Linked DNA regions of Mus musculus: region 1 is linked to region 2. The links are chromatin loops, found by intact Hi-C in ENCODE. Cell type or tissue: heart. All regions are shown on one strand. Each heading gives the region's core, and the rest is flanking DNA. Links, peaks and the distances in the headings are about the cores only.

Region 1 (5,372 bases), core at 211-5,210, 54 kb before region 2:
TCTCCTGACGCCCCTCTAAACTCCAGCTTGACGTCATCATGGCTGGTGGCCGCAGCTCCCACGGTGCGAGTGCCAATTTTCCTTTCTGCTCACACGTGGCTCTGGGATGCTCTGCTAAGCTCTAGCCACCTGCACACCGCATTTGCTTTTCTTTAACTTTCCATGTTATCTGCTTTTTTTCTCTTACCTCACTGCCAACTAAGGTTCTCTCTGTGTTAATTAACGGTGGGTGGTGGCCAGTCCTCTTGCCTCTAGGCCTCACCCCACCTCACCCCACAAAGTAGCTTTGCTAGTGCACACATTCATTTCCAGGTGTTTCCCACGCAACAGCCCTCAGTGAAGTCACCTTGGGACGGGCCCTATCCCCTCCCCACAGACAGGAACTTTAGGCAGGAGAGCAAGTTCCTGAGTACCCAGCAGCTCTATCATAAGGATCAGCTCTTGGGATGATGACAGCATTGCTCTCCTCTCTTTAAAAAGGAGTCACAAAGAAAGGGTTTGGCCCTGGCGAGGCCAAGTCAAACAGGATGCATCCTGCTCTCTACCGCTGTGCAGGGAGTAGCCGCTCTGTCCTGTCAGCCTCCCCTCTAGCCACCTCTGGGTCACTTCCTCTTTCTGAATAGCTCCCTGACCTGCTGGAAGGGTGGGCAGTGGAGATTGTGTTTCCATGAACTCACCGAGGAAAAGGATCCTGCAAGTTTCTCAGGGACAGAATGAAGGCCGTTCTTCTCCCTGCAAAGGAAACCAGGTCCAGCCCACCTGCCAGAGCAGTAGCCCTACTCGGGATGACTGGCTTTGAGGCTGTCTCAGGGTCTTTTTTACCCTGGGCTTCCCTGAGGCTGTCTAGGTCCCTAAGGCTCTGTGTCCTCACTAGACTGGTACTGCTCAGAATACCATGGGGCCTGTCATCAGAGAGCCCATGAGCTCAGTGGTAGCACCTGCCTAGCGTGTGGTGTGCAGGATTCCAAGCTGAACCCCAGAACCACACAAGAAATGCAGCATAGCCGGGCGGTAGTGGCGCACGCCTTTAATCCCAGCACTTGGGAGGCAGAGCTGGCAGGCAGATTTCTGAGTTCCAGGACAGCCAGGACTACACAAAGAAACCCTGTCTCAAAAAAAACCAAAAAGAGAAAAAAGAAAAAAACTGCAGCATAGGGTTGGGGATTTAGCTCAGTGGTAGAACGCTTGCCTAGCAGGTACAGAGCCCTGGGATCAGACCTCAGCTCTGGGGGAAAAAAATATTAAATAACAAAGAAATACAGCATAAATAAACATGCTGGAAAACATATGCATGGCTCTGTCAAACCCCGTGGCTCACAGTCCTATCACAATGGAGAGCCCCAAATCCTAGCTCATTTAAGCTCAAGCCCAGTTTAAGTAAAGAATCACGAATGTGTCACAAGCTCGTGAATACCTGAGAGGGGTGGAGAGATAGCCACCAAGCCTGAGAACCTGAGTTCAGCATCCAGACAACCCCCCATCCAGACATCCCTCCATCCCCCCCCCCCCCCCCACCGCAGTGAAAGGAGAGAACAGACTCCTGCAAATTGTCCTCTGACCTCCACACGTGCACTGTGGCGTGCTTACTCCCTGCACATAAAATAAATAAATACAATAGAAAATAAAATAACCACATATGTGGAGTGTGGCACCTCCATCATCCCAGCCACTTGTAAACGGACACAGGAAAATTGCTTGAGGCCAAGCGTTCAAGACCAGCCTGGGCAGCATAGACACTACTTCAGTCAGCCAGTAAGCATGTTGTAGGACTTTGCTAATGTCATTTATTATAAAGCTCCACTCTGTATTTCCTATGTTGATCAAGCTGCAGACATGCCCACTCTACTGACTTCCCTGCGTCTCCTGGCTTCGGCCCATCATGTGGGTGTTTTCAGACCCTTGAGGTGAAGTGGGTTACACCCCGGTTGTTGTCTGTCACTGTCGAGAGGCAGCACTGGTACACCAGGCTGACTGCAGTTTCAGTAACGCTGTGCCAGTATTCCTGGCTGTTGTGTAGTCACTGATATTTTAGTGAGCATTGCTTACAGGAGCCCAGATTATGGTAGCTTTGTAATAGAGAGCCCTTTGTTGATATAAATGAAAATGTTGGCATGAAGCATCAAAACCACAATTTGGCTTCGCTTATCAGTGCACACAAAGCTTTGACCTAACACCCCAGGTGGGCGTGAAGCCTCCTTGGAGACCGAGCCACTCTCTGCCTCTCAGGAAATGGGGCCCTCCTTTTAAGAGGGAAGAAGTTTAGCCAGATCCAGCTTGGAGGCCTGGCTGGGAATCAACCCAGCTATCCTGGCTCCATCCAGCCCTTTCTCCTTCCTGCTCCTCACCCCCACGTCCCCACATGCTTTGCTGCAATCCAGGATCTGCGGTCTCCATGCAGACAGTGCACACAGCATTTGCAGTGTGCCTAACTTTGAATTCTAACATGGGGATTTCCCCGGAGTAGCTGAGCGATGCCATTCCTGTCCTGAGGGGTCTGTCAAGGCAGCTTACACATCACTATACCCTATGGTATTCCTGTTGATGGAGGGGTGCTTGTACCATTCAGGCCTTTGCTGTGTAGAGTTGTGTTGTTAGACAATGGAATTCACAGGCTCTAACCATCCACCCGCTGCTACCTTCTCTTCTTATCCCTCCAGCTCCTGAGACAGCTCTTCCTCCAGTGGTGATTTTTCTTATTAGTCCATACTGCTGAACAAACACCTTATATGGCCTCAGATTAAAGATCCCAACCCTTCTCTGCCACTCATCAGTGTGTTCCTAGGGAACAGGGGTCTCCCTAGAGTCTCAGGGATCATTCCACAGAACCTGGGAAGTCCCTTTTGCAATAGTTAGGCCTGAACTATTTGCTTAATACATGGAGGTATCCCAACAAATTATTAGTCATTTGAAAAACTACTGCTTTTTTACAAAAGTAACTGTGAACATTTTCTATGGGTAACCATTTTTTTGCTTGAGTACTGAGTTTAGTTGCTGAGTGTTCCTGTTGGGCCTCTCAGGGTCTGTAGGAGATTTGGCCTGTAGTTCATGGGCCTTTGGGGGACAATCAAGGCCTGGGTGACCACTCCCAATATCAGCTATACCTTCACTTGACATATCCTAATGCTAAAGGCTGCCACATTTATAATAGAAGAAGTTATATGAAGGCTACTAGAACCAGACACAGATACACTTGCCAAAGAGCTTCCAGCTCCCACGTGAGGAAGACGTCACGTAACTGGGACCACTGGATTCATGTCCAGGTTTTAACAGACAAGGAGCAGAGAGAGGAGGAAGCTTGCAGCCTTGCAAGGTTTTGCCTGTTGGAGGTGATCAGCAGCAGGATACACACATAAAAGATGGCAAGAGATGCAGCTAGCAATGTGGATGCGTTGGGCTCAGCTGGGGATCATCTCACACGGACTTGAAGCCATGAAGTGAGGAGTCACAGGGTAATGCTATGCAGAAGGGCTGTTAGAAAAAATGGCTTTGGTGTCCAGGAAAGACATGGTCTAGAAAAGAAGGGCGAGGAAGGGTCAGAGGGGCCCTGCTCTGTCGGTGGAAGCACAGGCAGCCCTTCCATTTCTCCTCATTCTGTCGGCCTAAGAGCAGACAGAGAGTTAATACCGAGCCTTCACATCCACACCTAACAAGTTGTACTTGAGAACAGGAAAAGCTTAGGTCTGGACTGGGGGATGTTGATTTTGGCACATGCTCTACCCAGGAGAGGAGGGGACTCCTTTGCATCTCCACCCTACCCCACCCCTGCCACATCCAGCCTCTGTACCACAAGTCCTATGCAAACTGCTTGATCTTTCCAGAGAGTGACCCTGCCATCTTAACCCACAGGACTCCGTCCAAACGCGGCTCCCGTACAGGTTCTGCTGACTCCTGCCAGACCTGTCCCTTGGAGCATCCCCCATTTGTCCCCATGGAAGGAGCCATTTTCATTCTTCATCCCTTTGAGTGCTTTGGTTCTGCTGTGGGGAAGCTGCCAGGTCTGTGAAGTGGTCCTGTGTTCAACATGAAGTGGCAGCAGTTCCCTGGAGTGATTCTGCTTCTGTTGGCTGTTCATTGGTTGTTCAGTTCATGCAGCTGAGGAAATGGGGCAGAACAATCGTGATACCCTCGGTTGTGTGCTTGCTGTGGACACTGGCCTGCCCTTGTAGAGGACAGTGGCCGAGGCATGCTGAATGAGAGACAATTCCCACTTATCAGCTGCTCGGCCCAGTTCTATCTGCAGGCTTCCAGGTCAGACTCCTGATACTGGAGGCCCAGGCACTTAGCTCTGTCAGGGTCCCTGCAGACGGCATATGTGGTTTAAGAAATAGGACTGTGGCAGGCTCTTTGCGTCACACCTTTCAGTTCCCACAGGCTGCAAACCAGTAACCTGGTGGTTATGCAGCAGGCAAGCCGATGGTTCTAACTGCCATCCACTCCTTTCTGTTGTGGAATTGCAGCCAGAGGAACTGACACTGTCCCCTAAATGTAGTCAGCAAGATTCTTAGGGTAAATGTCTGTTTGCAGATCTAAATTCATTTTTAAAAGGTTATTTTTATTTTATTTTATTTTATTTTATGGGCATGAGCATTTTGCATACATGTATATTTGTGCACCACATGTGCTCAGTGCCCATGAAGGCCAAAAGAGGGCATCAGATCCCCTGGAACTGGAGTTATAAACAGTTATGAGGTTCCATGTGGGTGCTGTGAACTAAACCGGGGTCCTCTGCAAAAGCACAGAGAGCTCTTAACCTCTGAGCCATCTCTCCAGTCCCCAAGTGTGTTTTTTAATGACAGACATCAATCCTGGGCTGGGCATATAGGTCAGGGATAGAGCGCTTGCCTGGTGTGTGTAGGCCTGAGGAAAAGAAGGAAGAAATATTAGTGCACTTTGGGAAGAGGGAGGAAAAGGGAGGGAGAGACAGGGAAGCTAGTCAGCTTTCATCTCTGTGACAGAAACAATGCATGGGATGAAGGGTTTGCTCTGGCTACCGGCGTCAAGGGTTCTGTCCAGAGTTGGTTGGCCCCATGCAGTTGGGTAGTAGTGGCCATGGGATGGCATGGCTGAGGTGAGCTGTTCCTTCCATGGCCAACCAGGAAACAGAGAATGAGAAAGGAAGTGGCCGAGGATAACCTACCCGAGGACATACCGCCGTGACAGCTCAGCCCACCTCCCAAAGTTTTCACAACCTCTCAAAATAGTGCCCCCAGCAGGAGACCGTGCACTCAGAACACAGCCTGTGTGGGTGCTGCAATTTCACACTGTAACGTAGAGGGAACAGGAAGGAAATTTTTTCTCAACCAAAGAGTCATGCCAGAACGACATAGAATTAGATCAGTCAGGCCAGAAGAAAAAACAAAATGCAAATACCA
Region 2 (5,372 bases), core at 84-5,083:
CCAAGTGCTGGGATTAAAGATGTGCACCACCTCCACCTGGCTGGTCTCCTCCAAGCTTAGAAGCTCCCCATAAACACAGAGGCCATCATCACTTAAAGGCCTACTTCATCTCTCAGTCTCAAAAGTGCCCTTCCTGACTGCCACTTCAGGATCTTGCTATGTAGCTGAAGCTGCCCTTCAATTTGAGACTCTCTTGCTTCAACCTCCCTTACAGTAAGCATTCGTCAGCATCTAGAATTCTCCCTCCCCGAGCTGCACACTTTGCTTTCCTGGGTGGTTGATCACATCTGAGCAATGCCCTGGCCGTTATGGTCATCTTTAGAGCTACCTTGGAGCTCTGAAGAGGGGAAACCATAGCATGGGACCCGACTTCCTGCTCGAAGCTGATGTAACATTTGCCCTAGACCCATGCAGAGGATTAACCCATACCTGTCCACTCTACAAGAGCTTCCAAGAGCCAGGTTCCAGTGGTTCCCGTTCAGAACCCATTCAACTGAAGTCACTGCCCCCGGAGCCCTCCGACTTTACCTGTGCATGGGGGGATCCGGCACTGGACCGCTGGCTTTCCCTCCCTCAGCACCAGACACTGCTTCCCCGTGACACTTGTAAGTGCTCTTTGGTTGAACCAAATAGCCCTGCAGCTTATTTCTGTGTTACGGTAAGGGATACAATACCATTAATTTTTTTCCCTTAATTCTTGTGAATAAGTGTTTGCCTGCAAAAGATGGTATGGAATCCCCTAAAACTGGAGCTACAGGTTATTGTTAGCTACCACGTGAGTGCTGGGGACTGAACTCGGGCCCTCTGCCGGAGCTTAAACCTCTCCAGCCCCTACAATACCATAGTTAAGGTCATTGTCTAGTAGCACTAAGTGCATTCACACACTATACAAACCATTTACCACCGCCCACCTCCAAGAGTTCTCTGTTGTCCCTACTAAGCACTAAGACCCCAGGCCAGCCAGTCCAGGGAGCAGCCACTCCATGTTACCTCATGATGAGCCAACCGTTCTCCATGCTAGAGGCCCTGTCATACCAGCAGTGCTTTGACTCTGGGTTATTTTGCTCCGCGAATCCTCATGTTTCACCCATGTGTGGTAGTATGTGTTAGCATTTTCTGCCTCTTTAAGGCTGAATGTATTCCACTGTAACACGGAGACCCATGCTTTTAGCCACCCACTCATTAGTGGGCATTCTCCTGTGCTGTTCCCACGTCTTGACTATGTGAACAGAGCTACTGTGAGTCTAGGTGTTCAAACAGGACCTAGTACGCTCTGCTTCCAATCATTCTGTGTAAATTCCCAGAAGAGGAGCTGTTGGGTCACAGTGTGGATCTCAGTCTAACACCCAGTCCTTAGAAGTTCTGACAGATCACCAGCAGCCTATCAGGTTGGGTCTCTCATTCACCACCTGTCCCGTCTTACTATGACAGAGAAACCAAAGAAAGGTTGGCTGGAGCTCAGGGCCAGCCCTCAAGCACAGAACTGATCAGCCTTCATAAAACAGCCTTCCTGGATTGTGGGAGGCTCACCAAACACTGTGAACATGCCCCCACAGAAGTTAGCGCACACCCTCCTCCCTGCCACCAGGACACAAGACAGTGCGGACTGGGACAGTGGCTGCGATCAGCTGTGAGCTTCTGGGAGACTCACAGCCACATAACTGTGGTTCCCATTTCTCACTATGAGCCCGGAACAATTGCTTCAAGTCTTCAGAGGGTGGCTAAATGTTAACAGTAATAGCTACCATTTGTGTGGCAGCAGTATGTGGCGGGACCAAGTCCTCAGTGTGTCTGCACCACTCCTACAACAAGGGCACTCTAACCCGCAGGTCCCTCCCCGGGCTCCCAGGGGCAAGGCAGGATCGCAGCTTAGCTGGCCGGGGTGCAGCTCTCAGAGTGGATGAGGGTAGAAGTTGGTAGAGCAATGGTGCAAGTTCCTCAGAGTTGGGACAAAAGCATTTTCTATCAGACCCGAGAGGTCAAGAGGTCGCTGGCTGATGATGAGCGACAAGGGAGCCTGAGTGGTGTGTCCAGGGGAAAGCGGCTGAGGTCAGAGACTCTAGACTCTGCCAAGTGCTTTTCTCGTTGTCTTCTGTTACGAATAAACTTGAGAGCAGAAGCACAAGCCTGGCGTCTGGGCTGAGAAGGAACAGGGGCCCCCAGCATCTGCCCCCCTCACGTGACAGCCTCACCTGAACCTGGGTGCTCCTTAATCCTGCCAGCTACCTCCACACTGCTCTTCTGTGACCGCCCCCTAGCCCTAGCAGGAAGATTTGGTGATTGCATGGCTCAGCTTGGGACAAGGTGCGGGTGGCCAGGAGACAGGGACCCAGGGAACATCCCTGCTGCGCCCATCAGTTCTGCCTCCCCCAGCTTAAATTAATTACAGCTGAAAATACAGCGCTGCCATCTGCTTTGAAAACGGCAGGATAAGGGAATAAAATGAAAGGGGGTTTTGGTACTAACCTCACTTTAATCATTGCCAAAGAGCATGAAGACAGCCCAGCGTCCTCCCACAAGAAAGCCTGGGGCCTCACAAACTTGGCAGGCAAGGCGGGCGCGCACCCCGTCAGAATAAGAGTCCCCGGGAGGAGGGTGTGAGGTGCGGGGCCGCCTGCCCCTCGCTGCAGGGGAAGCTTCCTGCGGGCCTGGGAGAGGCTGGGAACTCCTGGGAGGCGTTATTTACGGAGTGCCGCCTGCCAAGAACGTTGCATGCATCGCTGCAGTTCCATTTTCAGAGAAAACAGATCTGCTGTCAGAATTACAGCGAGTCACTTCCTCTTTCTTTGTTTCCCTACCTTCCATAACATCAGGCTTTTAGCAAACTCTACAACTTGGCCAAAGGAAATGCTGGCAGGAAGGGGCGAGGCAGGAGGGAGGGGACGGGCCTGCAGTTCAGCTTCTGTGGGTTTTCTGGTCCTCTTGCCCTTCTCACAAACCCCACTTGAGAGGCTGTTCTGTTACAAGTGCTGGAGGCCAGCACTGAGACCCAGCTAGCCCCGGTGAGGACATTATCTGCTCCCATCTGCAGATTTCTGAACCTTATCCCAGGCCAGTGGCTTGATTTCTAGGGGAGTCACCTGCCTGCCTGGTTCCTTCAGATCCTAATTTTCCTTGCAGCATGCATGGGCCTGCTGGCTCCTTTCACACCACAACAGAACAGCATTTATATCAAGCAGGCTCTCCTAAACCAGACCTGTAGCACGAGGATGACCGCACCAATGAAAGAGCAGTTCTTGTGGGAGGAAAACACATTTAAAAAGAAAAAAGAAGAGAAAAGAAAAGATGCAAAGGCTGTCTTCCAAACCTGCCAACTGTCACTGTCTATAGCAACCGTGTCCATAACACTGCGTCTCAGGAGTGTGACTTTCTAGTAAAGGCTACATCCATCAAGCCCAAGGGAACATCTGGGAAAATGGTTAAATAAAAACAATTGCATTTTTGATTTCAGAGTTTACTAAGGATACCCAACAAGAGACAAGTCTCACACACTCCCAGTTCAGCTCAGCAGCAAAGGTCCTGGAAGAGAGAGGGAGGGAGGGACGACAGCCAGGGAGGCCTTTGGACGCAGACCTACCCCTTCTCCAAGGGGTGAGGAGCCCTGTTCAGCTCCACTCCACAGTCACAGCCCACCTCTCTCCCCAGGGCTAAATCCCTCCAGCTCCCACCACCTCTAGTGTGGAAGCCATCAGGACGAGCACAGATACACAGAGCACAGAGGCCCATGCACATAAAGCTCCTTCATTCTGTCACAGGAGTGTCCTGAGCAGTCACAATGGCCCTGTCCTAGCCACGGGGTGTGGGTGTTCTTCAACACACTTCAGTCCTTTCTACAACACTTTTGGAAGGTTTTCCTGCTAAAGAAAAAGATCTAGTAAGTGATCCAGCCGCATCCAAACAAAACATTCTGCATGTTGGGGAGGTGTGTGTGTGTGTGTGTGTGTGTGTGTGTGTGTGTGAGAGAGACATGTGTGCATGCCAGCATAGAGGTCAGGCTCCAATGCTGTTCAGTTCACCTCAGACCATCAACCTTGGACTTGTTTTTTTGCTGCTGCTGCTGCTATTATTTTTGGTTTTTTGTTTTGTTTTGTTTTGTTTTTTAAAGACTGTGTCTTTTTCACGGGCTCTGCTGACCAGCCAGGGAGCTCCAGGGAACTGCTGTCTCAGCACGGGGTTCTAGTGTGAGCACCCTCAACCAGCTTTCTCACGTGGTTCTGGGATGGAAGAACGCAAGTCCGAATGCTTGCAAAGTAGGTACTATTTACCAACTGAGCTATTATCATAGCCTGAAAGGTCTTTCTTTTACAAACACTGTAAATACTTGGAAGACTTCGGAAGACCAAACATGCTGGACAGTTAGTCACAGACTACACACGGCTAGCAGGCACACCTGGAGAGCTGCAGGGCTCTGAGTGAGGATGCTAACCCTCACAGATGCAATCGCTAAAGAAAGGAAAGTTGAGGAGGACTGAGGGAATCTCGGAAGAAATGCCCCCGTCCCTGCCCCCTCCCAGCACTGGGGAGCATGCTCACAAATTACATATTATAGCCCCACGAAAGAAATATGACAAACAAGCCCAAAGTCCTGAGACCATGCAAAGGCTGGTGGTATAGCTCAGGTGGTAAGACACTTGCCCAGCATGAATGAAGCCTGTTGGGGTCTCAATCCACAGACCCCAACACTAGGGAGATGAAGGCAGAAGGATCAGAAGTCACCCTTGACAACATAGTGAATTTGAGGCCAGTTTCTTCTCTGGAGGAGGAGGAGGAGGAGGAGGAGGAGGAGGAGGAGGAGGAGGAGTCGTCGTCGTCATATCAGTTACCTATCAAGTGTGCTGCTGCTGCTGTTGGAAATTCAAAATCTCCAGTACACACATGCACACATTTCCAGCTTTCAGTCTACAGACTCCACCGGAGGGTTGGTTATAGCTCAGATTGTCTAACCAGGTCCCATCTTCAGCAAGGCAGGGACAAAGAAAGGGGGAGGGGGCATTAACCTGAGCTTCAAATGAATTATCAATGAGTAAGCAACTGATGACCACAGGAAAGCAATTCTGATTGGGTCAGGAAGGAAATAAACCTTTGCCATGAATAAATAAAAGCACTGTTTTGGGAGTTTGTTTGCTTGTTTAAGTTAAACTGTCTAACTAGCTGGCCGAACACGGTGGCCTTTGGAGCACTGGTCAAGCTATGGAAAGGTGAGCGAGCCCCCCTAGGACAGAGGTGAGCTGCTGAGTTTACCCTGGCCTCTCAGCATTGCGCCCCCAAACCTGCCTCCTCCTTCAAGACCTCTCTTTTTTTGGTTTTCCCCTGTGCCCCCTTTGAAGCTCAGCCTCCCCCACATGGTGGCCACACACAAGCCCTAAATCCTT

The links. A loop is a pair of places that touch in the nucleus more often than their neighbours do. Peaks named below come from ENCODE experiments on the same cell type or tissue, not always from the same donor. Only the 100,000 strongest peaks of a DNase experiment are listed, where the experiment ranks them.
Region 1: it touches region 2 in a loop (2.5-fold over the local background); 6 of 42 quality-filtered maps call a loop at or near these places.

The regions. Positions count from the first base shown.
Region 1 is chr6:114,818,120-114,823,491 of GRCm38, forward strand. All of the region lies in intron 18 of Atg7 (autophagy related 7), which reads left to right. Among named protein-coding and RNA genes, the nearest start is that of Gm52917, 86 kb to the left of the region's middle. In heart, for the core only: no CTCF peak of the experiment used is centred there; DNase peaks (open chromatin) are centred at 542, 2,252 and 3,712; H3K27ac peaks cover 3,262 bases.
Region 2 is chr6:114,872,573-114,877,944 of GRCm38, forward strand. All of the region lies in intron 2 of Vgll4 (vestigial like family member 4), which reads right to left. Among named protein-coding and RNA genes, the nearest start is that of Vgll4, 47 kb to the right of the region's middle. In heart, for the core only: CTCF peaks have their summits at 1,591 and 2,926; DNase peaks (open chromatin) are centred at 519, 2,619 and 3,590; H3K4me3 peaks cover 2,105 bases; H3K27ac peaks cover 3,976 bases.